Linked DNA regions of Homo sapiens: region 1 is linked to region 2. A link is a loop called in an ENCODE intact Hi-C map of the cell type or tissue named here. Cell type or tissue: heart right ventricle. All regions are shown on one strand. Each heading gives the region's core, and the rest is flanking DNA. Links, peaks and the distances in the headings are about the cores only.

Region 1 (4,395 bases), core at 124-4,123, 190 kb before region 2:
ATTACTGTGATTCTGAAATTGCAATTAATGGTAACTTTTTTTTTCTCTGTGGTATTTTACGGAAATGTATAGTCCTTTGCTCTTAGAGAAAGAACCCATTCCAGTGTTGACTTCAAGACCATAAGTTATTTCAAAACTATGTAAAGATTGACAATCCAGTAATAACCTGTCACTACACATACCCAGATTTTCCCTGTAAACTGTAATATTTAACATGAAATGTTAAATTCTGATGCCAGAGTTCATCAAAAACTAAACTGTTGCCTGCTTTTTGCGTCTTTATTCATTTTTTTAGATCAGAGGCTTCGAAACTGCTTACTGCATTGATAGCATGGGAAAAACAAATGGAGGCTTTGTTGAACTAGGACCCTGCCACAGGATGGGAGGGAATCAGGTAAACCACCTTACTTTTGTGTTTAAGTTGTTCCGTATTGAGGGCCATCAGGTTTATTGATCACAGAGTGATCTTTGTACTTTGGTTTTCGATTTGGTAATTTTGTTTGTTTTGATAAAGTAAAACATTCTGTAAAAAAATTGACAGTGTTAAAACATTCACTTAAATGATGGGAATAATAGCAGTATTGGTTTTCACATAAGCAGTCAGAATCTAGAATTAATGTCTAATATAAGGGATTAAAATATATTCCTGTGGGAGTATATATTTGTCACTACCGTAACTATGTAAGCCTAGCTCCCTAACAATTTTTTGCAAGTATTGCTCACTAATCCTCATCTTTTTGCAAATAGAGTGTTACTGCCAGTAATGTATATTTCACTAATATATATTCTCTTACTTATGTGGGTATGTTTTTGCTTTTTCATTTTTTCACATTGTTGGTACTTAATAAATTTGTGTTAGTGACCCATTTGGTATCTTAGAGACTAAAGAACTTAATGATTTCAGTGTTAATAAGGATCTTCACTAACATCAAAATAAATATAATTTGTCTGTGGACTTACAGTTCTAAACAAAATTATGGAAAAATAAGTTAGTCATTCAATTTAATTATAGGAGTTAAGTTTCTTTCTTTTCAAATGCACATCAGCAGGGAAGGTGCCTCTGTTACTTAATTCTCTCTTTTCCTTTTACAGCTTTTCAGAATCAATGAAGCAAATCAACTCATGCAGTATGACCAGTGTTTGACAAAGGGAGCTGATGGATCAAAAGTTATGATTACACACTGTAATCTAAATGAATTTAAGGAATGGCAGTACTTCAAGGTATTCTGCATTTTAACTTCTGAAATATTATATGCTTTTCATTTTCAGTAACATCTAGCATGTGGAATTTAGATAAATAAATCTTAAAACCTGCATTCAAATTCACTTGCATTTTCCTCTCATTTAGTCCCTTGCATAGGTTTTCCTGAGCACTGGATGACTCATTGTTCTATAATGAGGCATCACTTTTGTTCTCTCTTACAATATTGTCATGTAATGAGGCCACGATGATGTCTATAAAGAGCACTGCTAATTTTAGTAATACAAGAAAGTCAGTGTTCTGTGAGGCAGTCATCACCATTGCTCTCATCAAAATCTGATTTTTGAAATGTAAATGAATCATTCATTAAAGTAAAATATATTTAAATATATTTATACTATTAAAAATTTGGTTAATATTTGATATTGTCCAGCAGGTGGAGATAGAGACAAACAAATAAAACTTGAAATCTAGGCTTTCATAACGTCTTTATCATTGTTGTGTGCTAAATACAGTGGGATAAATGTAGCTAGTTGCTTACTTTAATGGTCAAATTTAGTTATTCACGTGACACTGCTGGGGTAGCTTTGTGTTTCAGCTGTGAGTATTTAAAGCTCTGTGGCAAGTTGAGGATTACAACATATTAATAGATTTATGTATAGTTTTCAAATTCTAGATTTGGCTAACATAAATCAATTTATTATTAAACAAAAAGTGGGGAAAGCTGCCTCACACTAAAAAAATCTGTCAACCCTCCATTTTATTTACTCACCCAGTATTTGTTATCATATCCCATCTGTCATGCAAGCAAGGACTTGTTTGCTATGTAATAATGATATGACCTAGCTTAACATTCCCTGTTACTGTCATTTACAGATAATTTCCAGGAAGTGATAAGCACGTATCAATTGATGATTTTGTTTCTTATAACAAGTTAGGAAGGAGAAGAATAGCATAAACCTTAAAGAGTGGAGCATTTATTTTCACAAAAAAAAAGGATATATAATAGCAATAAATAGTAGGGGTCAGTGAGAACAATATTAGCAAAATAGTAAAAGAGGGCTAACACACCAGAAACTACATCAAGAAGTAATTGAACAAAAAATGACACATAACATGTTTTAGGTATTTTAAAGACGCAGCACTGAATATACATTTGTGTGTTAGATATTACTGAACATTCACTTGGGGACCAATAATATGTTAGACTGTAGGGGAGTTCAAAAATATAGCTAAAGCACGCTATTATATAATGGCAGAGAAGAAAGAAATGCAAAAATAGAGATAAGCAAAATGCCATAGGACAGAAAAGAGTGATTCATGGGAGGAATTACTGCTGAGGAGTTTCATAGAGGAAGTGTCATTGCACAAGTCCTGAAGTGTAAAAAGGCTTTCCATGGAAAGTAAATAAGAAAGCCTGGATGAGCAAAGATGTGGCATGAAAACATGTAGAAAATTCAAAGAATTGTATTTCATTTGGTATCCCTCAATTGTGCTTTGGAGGAAAGAGCACCGAACTTCATTTTTTAAGTTTTGGAGAGGGATAGACCTTATTTGAGGAAGGTAGTGATGGAAAACAATGGCTACTTTTAGGAAAATAATTCTGGAAACGTGAGGTATGGACTGATGAAGCAACGAGATCAGCTTGAGCAGCAGTTCTCAAACTTTCTGTCCTCTGGATTCCCTTTACACTCTTAAAAATTTTTGAGCTCCCCCACCCCCAAATTGCTTTTGTTTATATAGGTTATCACTAGCAATATTTCCAGAACTGGAAAGTGTCTGAGAAATTTGTAAAGTTTTTATATATTAATTCATCTAAAAGTAATAATAATATACTTATTAAACATTAATGTAAATGACATTTTTAATGAAAAATAACTATGTTTACCCACAAAAAATAGTGAGAAGAATGGAATTCTGTATTTTTGCAAATCTCTTTAATGTCTGGTTTAATAGAAGAAGACAGCTGGATTCTCATACTCCTGCTTCATTTGGTCTGATCTGAAATGTTGTTTTCGTTCAAGTATATGAGGGAAACCCAGCCCCACACAAGCATACAGTTTGTAAAGGGAGCGAGTACTTTAATAGCCGTTCATATAATTGTGGCTGTTTTTTTATTGTACACCACAACTTAATAATTAAGTGGTAGTTTCTTAAAAGTTATTTCCAGTGTAGACTGATATCCTTGAGCATTGTACCTCATTATATGGAAGTACTTGATACGTACTTCCCACTTCATCTCATAGAATTTTTTTTAAGTATACTGAGGGGTCAAGACTGAATAAAACGAATGTTTTGCTCCTTCATCAGTGACATCCTTAAGTGAAACCGGCATTTACTTTTCAACTGTGTGTGGCCATGAGCAATACAACTATAGGTACTAGCATAGTTTGATTCATGCTAAGGCACCATCAGTTTTACTCACCATTGCTTTTGCACTATCGGTATAAATGTTGCTAAAGTGAAAAGGCAATGGTGTCTTCGTATTATGATGAAAATAGTTTCGGCCTTACAGACCCAATCCTGGATAGTCTGAGGACCAGACTTTGAGAAGCTCTGAGCTATATTGAAGAAACCTACAGCATATGGTGAGGGCCAAACCAGGGCATCTGCAGTGGCGATGGGAAGGAATATAAACCAGAGACATTGCACATATCCATCCTTAGTGACTGGTATGTGAGTGAATGAGGAAAAGTGCAGTATTTCCTAAGGACTAGAGAGCTGGGAATGTCATTAGCCAGGATAGGAACAAGAGACATAGATTTGGAGGGGCAGATAATGAATTTAGGTTTGTATACATTGAGTGTGAGATACCAGCAGTATATTGTGACTTAACAATGAAAGATCTTAGGACTTAGAAAACTGACAATCAAGAGAAATCCAGAAAACTGACAATCAAGAGAAATCCAAAGTCTGAGGTGTGGTTGAGAAGCTTTTCCATTTCCTTAAACTGTCTCCTCATGAAAGTCAAGTGATGATTTCTGATGTCAGTGATATCAAGGGTCCAAATTTGAAACTTTTTTCTTACTGTGTTTTCCAGAACCTGCACAGATTTACTCATATTCCTTCAGGAAAGTGTTTAGATCGCTCAGAGGTCCTGCATCAAGTATTCATCTCCAATTGTGACTCCAGTAAAACGACTCAAAAATGGGAAATGAATAACATCCATAGTGTTTAGAGAGAAAAAAATAAAC
Region 2 (4,395 bases), core at 65-4,064:
AGCCTCTGATAAGCAGCTTAAGTTACATCTTCGCGATGTCCCTAATTCTATGAGTGGTGGATCTGCCCAAACTCCCAACAGCTTTTAGGAGGGTGTCATTTGTAGCAAAGTAGAGACTTACAATAAACCTCCTGCAGGGGAAGAAGCGGGGTGCGTGGGGATAGTAAGTTTTCTTAAATGTGCCAGAAGTGTCTTCTATTTTCTGCCCACCATAAGCACGGTGTAGTCTAATTGTTTCCAGTAATTGCATTCCAGTCCTGCACAACTGCAAACTCTGGAGCACCGAACCCACTCACGAGCACCACTTCCTCCAGCACTCAGTGGATGCCTAAGAGGCGACTGTGACCATGTTCGCTGGTGCAGTCCCCCGCTCTCAGCCTTCACACAAAGTCTGAACTACATTGGTTTTTTTTCATTTGAATCCATTTCTTTTTGGTCTTGGCTTAAGAAATCACTCTGGTCATTAATAACTGTAATAAGATCACTCTGGCCCAAGTCACCAGGGATGGCAAGGAGCCCAGAGGCTTCCCTGCATGCAGCGCAAACGGCGTGCTCCTCCGGTAGCCGTATGGGGGAGGACCTATAAGGTACCTGCCAGCACAGCCTGGGGCCTTTCCTACCCCAACTCGTCACCACCGCTGCCTCCAGCTTTCCCTATCCCAGCCCCAGTGGGTAGAACCAGACAGGAGACTAGACCTCTTTGTCTGCAAATGTGGGACTCCCAGGCAAAAGAAGCTCAGAAATATTGAATAAAGGTATTGGACTCTAGAAACCACGTGGAGAAATCTGGTGTAATGGAGGCAAGCAGTTTTAGCTATGGTTGCTGCAAAATATCAAATGCCCTTCAAATTTTGTGCACAATTATTTTTATTCTCTTTTCTTAATGTTTCTTTTAATTTTTGTCTTGAATTTCTTGATTTTTAGAGTAGTTGCCAGACCACTGGAGTCCCTGCCAGGAGAGGAGATGTCACTGAAAGGTCAACACCATCCTTCTCAGAGGAGGAAAAACTGAGTTCAATTCACATTGGCAGCCTAATTCCAGCCCCATGACCCAGGGGGATCATCCTCTTCCTCTAGGGGTTCCTAAAGTGGAATGTGGTGCCCTAGCCACAGCTAGCAGCAGAAACCATGGCAGAGGATGGTAGAGGAGAGAGAAATGCATGAATGCAGTGCCACTTTCTGAATTTTGTTTTCACTTGTCTGTCAGCCTTGATTGTCACCACTGAATTAGATGATCAATAACTGTAACTGAAGAAGAGAAATCACCATAGTCTCACCTTCTGTCACTGTAATGACTGTAAAATGAATTAGTATAACCTTGTAGGGGTTAAAAACGCCCATTAAATGACCACTCATTTAGCCACCTCCAACTTTAGAATTGCCCCCTTCACCAGAGACAATTAGGGCCTAGATGCCCAAAACCCAGGAAATGCACCTGACACCCCCTAGAACATCATTTCCATGTCCAAAGGGAAAGAGAAGGCTCAACAGGGATGAGTGTGGCTTTCAGGACTCTTTAACAACAATTTATCCTCAATGCCCACCTGGAGTCAGTGCCCTGTAGAGCTGATGGCCCAAAAGGCAGGGATGTGGGGTTCCTCTCCACATCCCTTGCTCGGCCATCAGTATATTGGGACATCAGTACAAGATTCTTGTACTGATTCTTGTACATCAGTACAAGATTCTTCTTGCTCAGCCATCAGTACATTGGGAAAGTGAAGAAAAAGGGAAAGGGGAGAGTAGCTAGACAGCGGAGAAGCTCTGTGCTGGGATTCTGTCTTTGTAGGAGAAAAAATAGGGGGAAATGTCTGCCCAAGCAACTCCCAAACCACAATTGCCTCCTGCCACAGGCCCGAACACTCCTTTCTTGCTTCCTAGGTTTGCCTGTTCTATCTCACTCCTCCTACCTTCTGCAAATTTTTCAAATCCATAATCTAAAGCATTCTCTCTAGAGTGTAAGCAAGCAGTCATCAGACAACCTCTCTAGATGAGAAAGAAGGCGTGAAGCAACGGCTGGGAGGTGGAAGCACAAATAATGATGTTTGGAAGGTGGAGCTCCTGGAGCTTTGCTTTCAAAGGTTAACACGTGGGTTTCCAGAGCTCCACACTTCGTTCTTTCCCAGTTTAAGGGTGGGTGGTCCCTTCTGCTCACGAAATAAACCTCTGACAAGTGGAGAAACGGCTGAGGTGGCACTTGGAAGTTAGGAACCAAGTTAATCCTCTCCTAGGTTTCCCCGTGCTTCTAAGCCTGTGTTGTCCCCGCCCGGGCTGAAGGGGGAGCTCTGGGCTCAATTTAGATGGTGTGAGTAGACACTGAAGCCCAGCGAATTTCAGTTTAAATCTCAAACCCTGGTGTGGTGAGGCAAGAAAGGTGACACTTGAGGGACACATGTATGGTAGGACTCTGGACTCCTCTGGTTGAGTAAGAGAGTCATGGTAACTTTGACTTTCCTGTGGGTATTTTAGAGGAATAGGGACGTAGGCCCTACAGCTTAAAATAGTGCCCAAAGTTTCAATTCCTTAGAAAGGGATTTCCCATCACTTAAATCACCCTCTAGGAGTGTATGCTAGAGGCTCGTGGAGGGCAGTGCAGCCCCGTCTCCCAGGTTACCAGGAGACGGCCCAGGCTGCAGGGCCCCTCAGTGTGCCATCAACTCCTCTCATGCCTGGAACTTGTTTGGGTGCACAGATCTACAGCCAGGTCTGCTCTCTTTGCACCTCAATTTTCTTGTAGGCACAGAGACAGGAAATGCCCTTCTTACAGTTTGTGAAGATTAAACAATAGGCAGCCTGTAAAATGCCTTCGCACTTAATATGCGATCATTAAAATCAGTTCCTTCCCTCCTGTCCTGAGGGTAGGGGCGGGCAGATTTTATTACTTCTCTTTTCCTGATAGCAGAACTGAGGCGGGGTTGTGGAGGAGCGACGGAGGACCACCTCTAACTTCCCTTCACTTCCTGGATTTGAAGCCTCAGGGCCACCGGCCTCAGTCCTGTTACGGTGGCGGACTCGCGAGGTTTTCCAGCAGCTCATTCCGGGACGGCGGTGTCTAGTCCAGTCCAGGGTAACTGGGCTCTCTGAGAGTCCGACCTCCATCGGTCTGGGAGCGAGTGGTTCGAGTTCAGATGCTGGGAACCGTCGCTTCTCCCCGGCCGGGCTCGCTGTTTTCTCCTCCGCTCGCCGTCATCAAGCCCGGCTATGAGCAGGGCTTTAAATCCTCCCTCCCTCACCCGCAGGTTTACCGAGCAGCCCCGGAGCTCTCAGACATGCTGCGCTGCGGCGGCCAGAGGAGGGGTGGGGGCATTGCCCTCTGCAGCCTAGTGCCCAAATTGCCACTCATCCGGTCTGGTGCCATGAAGGGAAGGCCGCGAGATGGTGCTAATTAAGAAGGCCAGACTCTACTCCTTGCACAAGGTCCGGAGCATGGCCCTGTTTTTCTGTTTGTTTGTTTGTTTGTTTGTTTGTTTTAAGACAGAGTCTTGCTCTGTCGCCCAGGCTGGAATGAAGTGTCTCGATGTCGGCTCACTGCAACCTCCGCCTCCCGGGTTCAAGCGATTCTCCTGCTTCAGCCTCCCGAGTAGCTGGGATTACAGGCGCCTGCCACCACGCCCGGCTAATTTTTGTATTTTTAGTAGAGACAGGGTTTCGCCATGTTGGCCAGGCTGGTCTTGAACTCCTGACCTCAGGTGATCCACCTGCCTCGGCCTCCCAAAGTGCCAGGATTACAGGCGTGAGCCTCCCGGCCTGGCCCTGTTCTTTTAAAAATAGCCGATCTAACTTCACACTACTACCAAAAGCCAGATCTGTCCCCAAGCTCTTTCTTCCCACATCTCCCCTACCTGCTTGAAAGGGGGTGTTAAGACCTCCTCCACACCTGAGCGCCCCCACCCTGTGGCCGCCACCACCAGAACCACCATCAACTCTGGAGGCCGATCTGAGGAGAGAAGAGAAGCCAACAACCCCGCAGGATGAGAGAGCAATCTCTTTTGTATCACAGACCCTCCGGAGCAGTTGCGGGAGGGCTGGCTGGGTGCATGGAAGTATTTAGCAGGTTCAGTGCCATTACTGCCTAACAGGGTGTGAAAAGTAATATGAATGTGAAATACTGTGGGAAAACGGAGAGTTTCCAAAGCAGGCAGCGAGGCCCCTCCGCTGGTGGGCCTGGAAGGCCAGAATCCCTGCTGCCCCGAGTGCGGCTCCCGGAGGCGCTGCTACTGGCCGAGGACTGCAGAGGGAATGTCGGGGAGGGGGAGATGGATGGAGGGTGAGATGGGTGGAGGGTGCAGTCCGCCCTGAGAAGAGAGGGAGGGGCAAGCTGGCAGTGCCTGGGAAAAGCCCGAGAAAAGCCCTGTCGGCTCCCTCTTCCTGGCTGCTAAAGTTGACACAAGACGGCTT

What was found. Hi-C counts contacts between places; a loop is a spot of excess contacts. Peaks named below come from ENCODE experiments on the same cell type or tissue, not always from the same donor. Only the 100,000 strongest peaks of a DNase experiment are listed, where the experiment ranks them.
Region 1: it touches region 2 in a loop (2.8-fold over the local background); 71 of 110 quality-filtered maps call a loop at or near these places.

What each region holds. Positions count from the first base shown.
Region 1 is chr4:173,317,339-173,321,733 of GRCh38, forward strand. GALNT7 (polypeptide N-acetylgalactosaminyltransferase 7) reads left to right here. Exons shown (of 12, transcript NM_017423.3): 10 at 296-394; 11 at 1,093-1,221; 12 at 4,242-4,395. The coding sequence ends at 4,379. Among named protein-coding and RNA genes, the nearest start is that of HMGB2, 15 kb to the right of the region's middle. In heart right ventricle, for the core only: a CTCF peak has its summit at 1,639 (motif pointing right); no DNase peak of the experiment used is centred there; H3K27ac peaks cover 773 bases.
Region 2 is chr4:173,503,760-173,508,154 of GRCh38, forward strand. It overlaps LOC101928409 (a long non-coding RNA gene), which reads left to right and starts at 4,358. Exons shown (of 2, transcript XR_939467.3): 1 at 4,358-4,395. It also overlaps a transcript of SCRG1 not described here. In heart right ventricle, for the core only: CTCF peaks have their summits at 2,266 (motif pointing right) and 3,368 (motif pointing right); DNase peaks (open chromatin) are centred at 573, 2,272, 3,012, 3,162 and 1 weaker place; H3K4me3 peaks cover 1,467 bases; H3K27ac peaks cover 1,719 bases; H3K27me3 peaks cover 913 bases.